Regions from separate parts of the Homo sapiens genome. Here region 1 is linked to region 2. The links are chromatin contacts, found by Hi-C in ENCODE. All regions are on one chromosome and are shown on one strand. The core of a region is the stretch at or near the end of the contact, and the rest is flanking DNA. Distances in the headings are between cores, read along the strand shown. Region 1 holds the start of CD38 (CD38 molecule). Region 2 has its middle 42 kb from the start of HS3ST1.

Region 1 (5,412 bases), core at 2,547-5,046, 4.3 Mb after region 2:
ATGACCTTTTCTTCTCATTTCACTGAAAAGCAGCAGAAAAGTACATCCACATCATCATCACCAAATCCATGAACCTCCCAACCCCCAAAGCTGTGTTTTCCATCTTTCTTCTGTGAGGTGGTGGAGCTCCTACCCACACTCTCACCTGTGCTTCGGATACCTCTCACCAATATATGAGTCCAGGAGTTCAAGACCAGCTTGGGCAACATGGTGAAACCCTGCCTCTACAAAAATAAATAAATAAATAACTGCAAAAAATTAACCAGGCCCATGGTGGTGCGTGCCTGTAGTCCCAGCTACTCGGGAGACTGAGGCAGGATGATCGCTTGAGCTCAGCAGGTCAAGGGAAATTACTGGAGCAATTGCCAATTGTCGCCTGCCTACTGGGTCATCCCAGCATCCTACAAACATACTGTGATAATCTCAACTTAGAACAAAATATTCTCTCCTGACTGCCCAGCATCCTCTAGCTATGGCTTTATTTCTCGATTTCATTTTACAGAAAAGCTCTCCACACACACGCAAACCCCAGCTAACTTACTGATATCACTTATCTTCTCACATACTCTCCTAAACCTGCTGTGGGTGGGCTTTGTCCTCATCTTTCCTCTAAAATGATTCCTCTTGTCACTATCATCAATAACTTTCAGGGCACCCTTCCTCTTGTCTCAGGGATCATCCTTCCCAGTTCTCTTTGCTGAAGCTCTCTCATCTTTCTGGCCTCTGTCACAGGAGTAGCCCATGGCTGAGACTCTGAAACTCTTCTGTTTCTGCACACACTCTTCACATGATCTTATATATACACTCTTGGCTTTAAGAACTGTCCATATCTAAGGTCTCCCTTATTAGTGTCTCCAGCATTAATCCCTTGCCCAAACTCCAGAAGCTTATACCCAAGTGGCTCCTTGATGCCTCCTGTTGGGGGTCTAATAGACATCTCAAACTTAGCACATCAAAAACCAAATTCTTGATTCATGCCTCTTCCCAAGACCAAATCTACTTCACCTCCCGTTTTCCCATCACTGTAGATTGCAGTGCTTTCCTTCCTTTGGTCAGTTACACAAATAAAAAATCTTGGCATCATCTTTGACTCATCTCTTTCTTGCAAATGCTACATCCAATTCATCAGCAAATCCTGCTGCTGCTACCTTCAAACTCTATTCAGAATCCATCTTTTTTTTTCTTTGCCACCTTCATTACTGCTACTACAGCCATTGTAACTGTTCTCCATCCTTATCCTCCTACAATTTATTCTTAATACCAAAGCCAGATTGATCCTTTAAAATAATATGCCAGATCAAGTCATTTGGTGACTTGTATGGGTAAAAATAAAATGCACACGAATGGGTTAAAAATAAAATCCAAAAACAGGCACATAGACCAATGAAACAGAATAGAGATCTCAGAAATAAGACTCACATCTACAACCATCTGATCTTTGACAGACCTGACAAAAACAAGCAATGGGGAAAGGATTCCCTATTTAATAAATGGTGCTGGGAAAACTGGCTAGCTATACGCAGAAAATTGAAACTGGATCCCTTCCTTACACCTTTTTCAAAAATTAACTCAAGATGGATTAAAGATTTAAAATGTAAAACCCAAAACTATAAAAACCCTAGAAGAAAATCTAGGCAATACCATTCAGGACATAGGCATGGGCAAAGATTTCATAATGAAAATGTCAAAAGCAATTCCAACAAAAGCGAAAATGACAAATGGGATCCAATTAAACTCAGGAACTTCTGCACACCGAAAGAAACTATAATCAGGGTGAACAGACAACCTACAGCATGGGAGAACATTTTCAAAATCTATCCATCTGACAAAGGTCTAATATCCAGAATCTACAAGGAACTTAAACTAATTTATAAGAAATAAACAACCCCATTAAAAAGTGGGCAAAGGACATGAACAGATATTTCTCAAAAGAAGACATTTATATAGCCAACAAACATATGAAAAAAAGCTCAACATCATTGATCATTAGAAAAATGCAAACCAAAACCACAATGAAATATCATCTCATGCCAGTCAGAATGGTGATCATTAAAAAGTCAATAAACAACAGATGCTGGTGAGGTTGTGGAGAAATAGGAACACTTACACTGTTGATGGGAGTGTAAATTAGTTCAACCATTGTGGAAGACAGTATGGGGATTCCTCAAAGATCTAGAACCAGAAATACCATTTGACCCAGCAATCTCATTACTGGGTATATACCCAAAGGAATATAAATCATTCTGTTATAAAGATACATGCATGCATATGTTCATTGTAGCACTATTCACAATAGCAATGACATGGAATCAACCCAAATGCCCATCAATGACAGACTGGATAAAGACAATGTGGTACATATACACCAGGGAATACTGTGCAGCCACAAAAAGGAACGAGATCATGTCCTTTGCAGGGACATGGATGGAGCTGGAAGCCATTATCCTCAGCAAACTAACACAGGAACAGAAAACCAAGCACTGCATGTTCTCACTTATAAGTGGGAGCTGAACAATGAACACAGGGAGGGGAACAACACACACTGGGGCCTGTTGGGGAGAGTGGAGGGAGGGAGAGCATCAGAAAGAATAGCTAAAACATGAGGGGCTTAATACCTAAGCAATGGATTGATAGGTGCAGCAAACCACCATGGCACACATTTACCTATGTAACAACTCTGCACGTCCTGTACATGTATCCCAGAACTTAAAACAAAATAAAAAAGATAAAAAATAAATAAAACACACAGTCCAAAAAGTCATCCTGTCTTACAGAGCTATGGGTGATCTGGTCTCCTGCTACTTTCCGAACTTCTGTTCTGTTTCCCTCAACCCTCTAGCCTAACTACAATTGGCCTCCTTGCTGCTCTGGAACAGGCCAAGAGCTTTTCTGCCTCAGAGTCTTTGCACCTGCCATTTCCTCTGCTTGGGAAATGTTTGCCCCAAGGGAGTTGGGTGACTTGATCGCTCACATTACTTAGGTCTCTGCTTGAATGTCACAGATGTTCTCTTAATAAAGAAGAGGCAAGAAAAGCCACTTTATTATTTATTAAACTCCCGCATAGAGTGCAGTATTATTACTGTGTGCCAGACCCTGCTTCAAACACATTCCATGGACTATAAAATTGCATCTCTGAGCAGCTCCTAGAGCTGGTAGTAACAACTTACATTTACTGGGTGATTACCATGTGCCAGGTATTGTGCTAAACACGTTGTAGATATTAACTCACTTAATCCTCGTAACAATCCCATGAAGTAGGTACTGCTACTATCCCGGCTTTACATCTGAAGTACAGAGAGGTTAAGTAACTTGCCCCATGTCATCCAGCAAGAACTAAATTTGAACCCAGAGCTTAGCCACTGATGCCTCTTGAGAGAAGGAGTCAGACTTAAGTTGAGTCTTTAAAGGTGGTTGACCAGGCATTTGTCAGAGTTAAGAAAGAGAGGTAGGACATCCTTTTCCAGGCAGAGGGCATTGTGTGCACACACGTATAGAAGCAGGCAGCCCACCCTCATGCTTTCCAGGAAGCAAATGTGGCTCAGGTGTAAAGTGCCCGGTTGATGAAGGGAGTTAGCGGAGGGAGTATAAGGATGTACTGTCTGCCCCCTTAGGACACCTGCAGAGGATTAAGGTGGCTGTTTCTCCCTGGAGGTGGAGTGGGTGGGTCACTGCACAGGAGCCTATAGTTGTTGGTCTTTTAAACTCTTATTGGTGTAACCAGCCACGGAACTCTGAGGCAAGGGGTTGGGGGTGGGAAGGGAAACAGAGAAAAGGCAAGTGAAACAGAAGGGGAGGTGCAGTTTCAGAACCCAGCCAGCCTCTCTCTTGCTGCCTAGCCTCCTGCCGGCCTCATCTTCGCCCAGCCAACCCCGCCTGGAGCCCTATGGCCAACTGCGAGTTCAGCCCGGTGTCCGGGGACAAACCCTGCTGCCGGCTCTCTAGGAGAGCCCAACTCTGTCTTGGCGTCAGTATCCTGGTCCTGATCCTCGTCGTGGTGCTCGCGGTGGTCGTCCCGAGGTGGCGCCAGCAGTGGAGCGGTCCGGGCACCACCAAGCGCTTTCCCGAGACCGTCCTGGCGCGATGCGTCAAGTACACTGAAATTCATCCTGAGATGAGGTGGGTTGGCGACTAAGGCGCACCGGTGGGCACTGCGGGGACAGCAGGGCCCCGCGCGCAGGGAAGCCGCCCGGATCGCCCGGAACCGGGCATCTTCCGTGGCGGGTCAGCCGAGAGCCCGCCGGGTGGTGCTGAGTAGGGAGTCCCGGGCTCGGGGCTCCGCGGGCCGCTTTCAGGAGCAGCTGGCCTTGGCACCGAGCGTGCCCGCGGGAGGCGGGGGGGGGCGCTGCTCGGTGGCTCTGCTGCGTAGCCGGTGAACACTTGGCACCGATGCCCGCCTTCTGGGCAAGGTGCCCTGAGCCCAGCCCCTCGCCGGGCTGCAGCCCACCCTCGGCGCGCTCAGCCCGCTTCACCGCTTCAGGGACGGAATAGAACTCGCAGATGCAGGGTGTCGCTGACATTTTCAACTTTTTCTGCGGTTTCCGCCCGCTGTCTCTGACCCGAAAGTGCCCCCGGACGGTTACAGAGGACACTTAAGTGGTTTGCAAAGCCTGTGGTAGGGGAGGAGGGTGTAGAAGGGCCAAACCACGGAACTTAGTTTTATTCATTTATATAAAGCAGCACTCCGATTCTTTTTGCGCGGCCTGAAATGCATGTGACCAGAGAAGTAATTAACAAAACAATGTCAACTTCTAAAACCGAGACATTACTTAGATGATAAGGCGCAGCAACTCGGTGAATCTGTACAAACCTTGGAAAAAAAACACATTAGTCTATGGGACCTTCCAGTTTTCTCATGCTCCTTTCCAGCTACTAACCTCTCCTAAAGGGAACAACCACTTTTTGGATTTGATTCCCAGGCCTCGCTTTCACCGGGAAATTATCGTTGCTTGTAAAACAGAAGAAGCCGGGAAGGCAGGCAGGGGGAGCTGCTACTTTACACTCTGTGCTTTGGGATAGCAAAATCCCGCATTTAAGCAATCCGAGGAAACGAGCAAATAGACCTCCCTCGCCTCTCCGAGCACACTCAACAGTTCCGGTTGCAAAATGTTTGCCTCCTGGGCTTCCCAGCGTCCCGTTAGTTGTTCTATTTACACATAATTAGATACTTAATGGAGAGAGAAACTAGAAGTTGAGGCGTTCCTCCAGGCTGTATTGTAAAGTATGAAGTGAAATCCAAAATGAAATGGTAATGTTAGAAAGCAACCTCATTAAAAAAAAAAAAAGTAACACTGGTCTTGAAGATCTTTCAATGTGAGTACATAAAGATCTATCTCATTTCTTTTGACAGCCCATAGTATTTCATAAACTAGATGTAACCATTTCCTATTGACAGGAAATTAGCTTGTTTCCAAT
Region 2 (5,450 bases), core at 2,701-5,200:
GGGAGGCTGAGGCAGGATAATTGCTTAAACCCAGGAGGCAGAGGTTTCAGTGAGCCGGGATCCAGCCTGGGCAACAGAGCAAGACTCCATCTCCAAAAAAAAAAAAAAAAATTCCAAGAAGTCACAGGTGAGGAAGCCATAAGACAACATCCTTTTTCTCTGTGAGAGAAAAAAAAAAGTGACTTTTAAAGTGCACTGAGTCTGCTGAGTACTTGTGAATAATTTCAGAACTGAGACCCTATAGCACTCTTGGAGCTGCTGAGCCAGCTGCCATCCCCGCACCCCACCTCACCAACTCCCTGGCTTCCCCCACTTGTGCCAGCACTGCCAGGTGGCACTCAGAGAGCCTCCAGGGGTGTGTCTCCGGACCTGCCATTACCTACAGGAAGGGGCTTACATAGACCAGGGAAAGCCAACCCTGCCTTTTCAAAGGAACTTCATGCAGCCTGGGGACTTTTTTGACTTCTGTGAATTGTATCATCAGCTTTCCTGGTTCTCAGGGGATAACTATCTATCTTCTACAGAAAAATCTTTCTTTTCTATAGAGAGAACAATGCTTTCTCTCTCTCTCTCTCTCTCTCTCTCTCTCTCTCTCTATATATATATATATATATACGTATATATATATATGTATATATATATATACGTATATATATATATATATATATATACGTATATATATATGTATATATATATATATACGTATATATATATATATGTATATATGTATATATATCTTTATATAGAGAGAGGTAGATACTTATTATATATATAATCCCTCTTTACATGTTCCTCAGTTGGGCCCTGAGCACTACAGCTTGTCTCCTTTATCTGGAAGCTGATTGCATGCCTCCCCTCTCTCCCTGGCACAGCAGCTGGGAGCAACTTGCACATGACCAGGCTTTATCATTTTACATTGGAAATAATATGTTTCCATCCAGGATTTCAGTGAAGCTTCATGTTCAATCTTTTGGGAAGTCAGGACAGGGGGAAATGTTGTTAGTTTTTTCTTAACCAGAAGAACATAGAAGCCAGAAGAGACAGTACTAAGCTATTGTCCCCTAAACCAGTTTCTGGTGGAGAAAAGTGAGGCTCAGGGAGGTAAAAGTGTCTGCCTCAGTTGGTTCATCAGCGCCAGTGGCAGTGCTCTAAGGAGACGCCAGGCCTCCGGTAACCACTCAGTGTCAGAAGTTCAGGCAGCAACAGGTGCATGAGGAAGGAGTGGGGACATTCCAGAAATGCAGCTGTCAGGAATTTTTTAAATTGTTTTCCTTTCCTCTTGGGCCAATCATTGGGTATTTACATTCACTGTGGTCACCTGAGCCAGGTACCGCAATTGCATGTCCTGGAGTAGAAACTGATGTGATACCCAAGACTAACACTTAGTTCCTTCTTTGCCTTTAAGTACTAAGTGGATCTGTGATTTTAGGCAAGTGATTGTCCCTTTCTGGGCCTGTGGTTTTTTTGTTTGTTTTACTTTTTTGTTTTTTAATTATCATGACCAAAAGTCTTTTATTATTAACAACAATTGCACACTTTTTGTTGGGAAAAAAGGTATACAAATTATAAAACAGTTAACAATGTTTCCTTAAGGAGAGAAGTGTTAATGCTCTTCTCTAATTATGCTTTTAATGGTATTTTGTTCTATTTTTTTATTTTCAATAGCTTCTTTATTTCCCTTGGGATATTGAAGCTTTACTTAATCTTATTCTTTCTAAGTAGGGTAGAGAATTCCTGTTTCAAGTCTCCACAAAACAAAATCCCTTTTCTTGACATAGTAGAAAGGACAGGTGCTTGGATGTTTGGTTGGCAGGGGAAAGGAAAGAGTCCAGGTGCTACTGATAGAAATATTCAACCAAATCCTCCAGTTTTCGACTCCACCACTCACTGTGGTGCCTTCCTCAAGACCTTGGAGCTCCAAGTCTCTGAAGAATATTTCAGGCAATGAGAGGAGTCCCTGACTAAGGTAAAACCCTCCTCTCTGTCTCTTTCTGTGTGCGTGTATATGTATGTATATGTATATGTATATGTATATGTATATACATATACATATTCTATTGCTGCTTCCTCCTTAAACTCCACTAGAATAACAATGAAAGGTATTTAACATATTAATCCACCAATGTGAATAGTTGAGAGATGCCAACAATTTGAAAGATGGAAAAGAGGTCTGCAAATGCTCATTGTCGTAGCACAGCTGAGAAAGCTCACTGAGGCGCTGAGAGTGAGATGCGAAGGGACGGCCAGTGCAACACGGGCCTGTGTGTTTTTATGGACAGTATGAAGGTATTGAAACTGATCAGTAGTCTTCAAACATTTTCTTTCTTTCTTTTTTTTTTTTTCTTTTAGCAGGGAGATCTATTTCTCAAGTGAAAGGTAACTGAAACTGTCATGCATGAAACAAGCCCAAGCAAGCAGCTGCAGTTGCATGGTCAGCTGAGCCAAGGGCAGAGAGATGAGCCAGATGGGCTTCCCGCCCCTGGAGGGAGCCCCCATCCCCAGAGGGCAGACTCTGACACTCCTTCCCAGGTTCTTGGGGCATCACCAAAAAGAGTGGAAATCCCTACATGTTTTATCTCCAAGGGTCTCTAACCTTCTGTAACACTGCTCTGTGAATGCAATGAGACCATGTAAGAAAAGCACTGAGTAAAACCAAGAGCCTCATGTTTTGTTGCTATGCTGATTTTAATCTTTGAAGGTAAAGGGCCCTTGTATCTGACCTGCAAAGCACTTGGGCTGCTGGCTTTGCAAGGCATTGGCAAGAATAATACCTAAGGTACAGCTTCAAGAAGGTGGCTTTGTTTTCTCCTCTGAGAATAAGGGACTGAAAAAGTGATGAGTAACTCGGAAAAAAATAAAAGAGAACAAGAGAGAACAAAGTAGCTTTTCTTGATAAAGCATTTCCTCTAACCTGAAAGCTAGACACGGAAGCCAGGGAGTGCAGGAATTGCCCTGGCTGTGGCTAGTCACCATGCCGCCACCCCCAAATTCTTCTCACCACCAGATCAGCCAGGGAACGGCTTGCTGAAACCTGCTGGCTCTTTCTTGTGACCTGGAAGGATGACAGAGAGGCTGACATCCTGGAAGACCTCATTGCCCTGGGTTCCTTAGGAATCACAGAAGGGAACTCATTCACTCATTCATTCATTCAAGAATAGTATAGACTCTGCACAGTAGAGAAAACATGTATATCATTTTTCCAGATTCAACAGCTAGTGAATTTCCTGTATGCCAAGTCTTTAGAACTCAGGGATGAATGAAATTTCACAGGCTATTCTGTCTCTGAAAATCAAGTAAGGCAACACTCACATCCCCTCTGGGAAGCCAACCTTAGCCTCGTAGTCTGGATAAAATTTCACTATTATGTGCTACCTCAGCAGTTATGTACTGTAGCATCAGTCACATCCACTTCAGTGTAAGTTCTGGGAGGACAGGACATGTGTCTCTAGTAGCAGAAGAGATTGGCATGACAACAACCTCCAGTAGGTGTTCTACTAATTAAGTTTAGAAGAATTTAACTGTGGAGCCCGAGGCACGGGGATCACTTGAGGTCAGGAGTTCAAGACCAGCCTGGCCAACATGGTGAAACCCCATCTCTACCAAAAATACAAAAATTAGCCAGGCGGGTGGCACACACCTATAGTCCCAGCTATGTGGGAGGCTGAGGCAGGAGAATTGCTTGAATCCAGAAGGTGGAAGTTGCAGTGAGCCGAGATCGCGCCACTGCACTCCAGCCTGGGTGACAGAGTGAGACTCTATCTCAAAAAAAAAAAAAAAAAAAGAATTAACTATATTTAACTTTGCTTACCACACCACACTATGTACCCAATTACTTGTCTGTCTTCCCTCTCTACTCTCCCTATGGGCTGTGAGCCCCTACGAGCCCCTAAAGGCTGGAACCTTACCTCTTCCTGTCTGGCATCACATGCACTGTCTCATTCTATTGTGCGGAGACGTGAGCCAGGTCTGAATTCAAATCTATGACCCTGCCACTTCCTGTGGGGTGCATATCCTGTTTCAGTTTCCTCATATCTCAAAATGAAAATGAAAACACAATTTCCACACCTACAGCTACGAAAAAGCTTAGAAAGAATGCCAGTGATCTGCCTAGGACAATCCATAGCAAAGCATGGGCACACAGTAATTGCTAGCTATTAATAGAAACTTCAATTTGTTTAAACTCCTAAAGCTCATTGAATTGCTGGAAAAAAACAGCCTCTAGAGAACTTCTGTATATGCTTTTTTTCAGATTCGCCATGTTTTAACATTTTGCCACATTTGCTTTTTTATCCTCTATTTTTTCCTATTCTCTCTTTCAAATATTGTTAAATATAGTAATGCACACATACATACATACACAAACATGTATGTGTGTGAATTATGCATTCTAAAATTATTGTTTTCTATACCATTTGAAAGTAGATTAGCTACATCCTGTTCTTTTATTTTTTAATATTTCAATGTGTATTCTCTAAGAATATTCTTTTAAATAATTTAACCACAATGGTATTTCATTTAGGAAATTTAATGTTATAATATTTTCATCTAATCTACATTTTAATATGCCATATTTGTCATTGTCCCAATAATAATAATGTGCAAGTGCTCTTCCCTTCAAAACAGGATCTGGTCCATTTAGCAATTGTGTCTGTTGAATTCCCTTTAATTCAGAACTTTCTTCAGTCTTTCCCACTTTCACGACACTGACATTTTTAATGAACACAGGCCCCTTGTAGCATATTCTTTAATGTGGGTTTGTCTGATGCTTTTTTATGATCAGATTCAGGTTATGCATCCCAGCGGGGATACTCATAAGTGATGGCATTCCCTCTCCATGCACACATCCAGAGGCATGTGACATCCATCTGTTCCTTATTGCTAATGTTAATTTTGATCACACTGTCAAAGTGACATCTCTTTATACTAATACTGTGTAGTTACTACTTTTCCCCTTTTTGACTAATATGCAATCGGTGGAGAGACCTTTTGAGACTATAGGAGTATTCCATTTCTCAAAATTCCTCTGACACTTGGTACCCATGGATGATTCTTGCCCAACCAACCCTTACTAGGATGGTTAGAGCACAGTGAGTTCACAAATCTACCACCTCCACTTTTGTCATAGGTTTTCTACCGTAAGAAGGAACTATCTCTAAAGAGGCAAGACAGTGTGTCTGAGGACATTTTTCCTGTTACTGCAAAGAAATAGGAACTTTGTATCCTGGTAAGAGGTTGCGCTGGAGACAGGGGTGTGTATGTTAAGCCTACAAGAGCCCCGAGAAAGGCTGGGAACAAATCAGACCCTAAAACAAGGGAAGTGAGAGACCTTGAGCATGAAGGAGCAGAAGAAGATGAATTATAGGAGACTCGTTGGTGTCAGGAGAGTCTGGGCACCAGCCACAGGCAAAGGCAGGTCATATGGCACTGGGACCACAATCTAGTTAGTCCAC

What was found. A loop is a pair of places that touch in the nucleus more often than their neighbours do. Pooled maps may share reads with other maps.
Region 1: a loop to region 2 is called in a map with no recorded cell type, with 6 times the contacts of the local background. The contact joins the promoter of CD38 here to the enhancer-like site in region 2. A Hi-C loop is called at or near these places in 2 of 37 single-sample maps with no recorded cell type and 2 of 50 pooled maps.

Annotation. Positions count from the first base shown.
Region 1 is chr4:15,774,532-15,779,943 of GRCh38, forward strand. CD38 (CD38 molecule) reads left to right here and starts at 3,797. Exons shown (of 8, transcript NM_001775.4): 1 at 3,797-4,116. The coding sequence starts at 3,884. RefSeq lists enhancers at 1-297, 3,582-4,224, 3,636-4,135 and silencers at 4,266-4,315, 4,506-4,555.
Region 2 is chr4:11,467,866-11,473,315 of GRCh38, forward strand. No RefSeq gene overlaps it. Among named protein-coding and RNA genes, the nearest start is that of HS3ST1, 42 kb to the left of the region's middle. RefSeq lists an enhancer at 2,317-2,506. Within about 2 kb of position 3,951, at least 12 of the 41 ENCODE cell types and tissues checked have a DNase peak (open chromatin) inside an H3K27ac peak, as active enhancers do.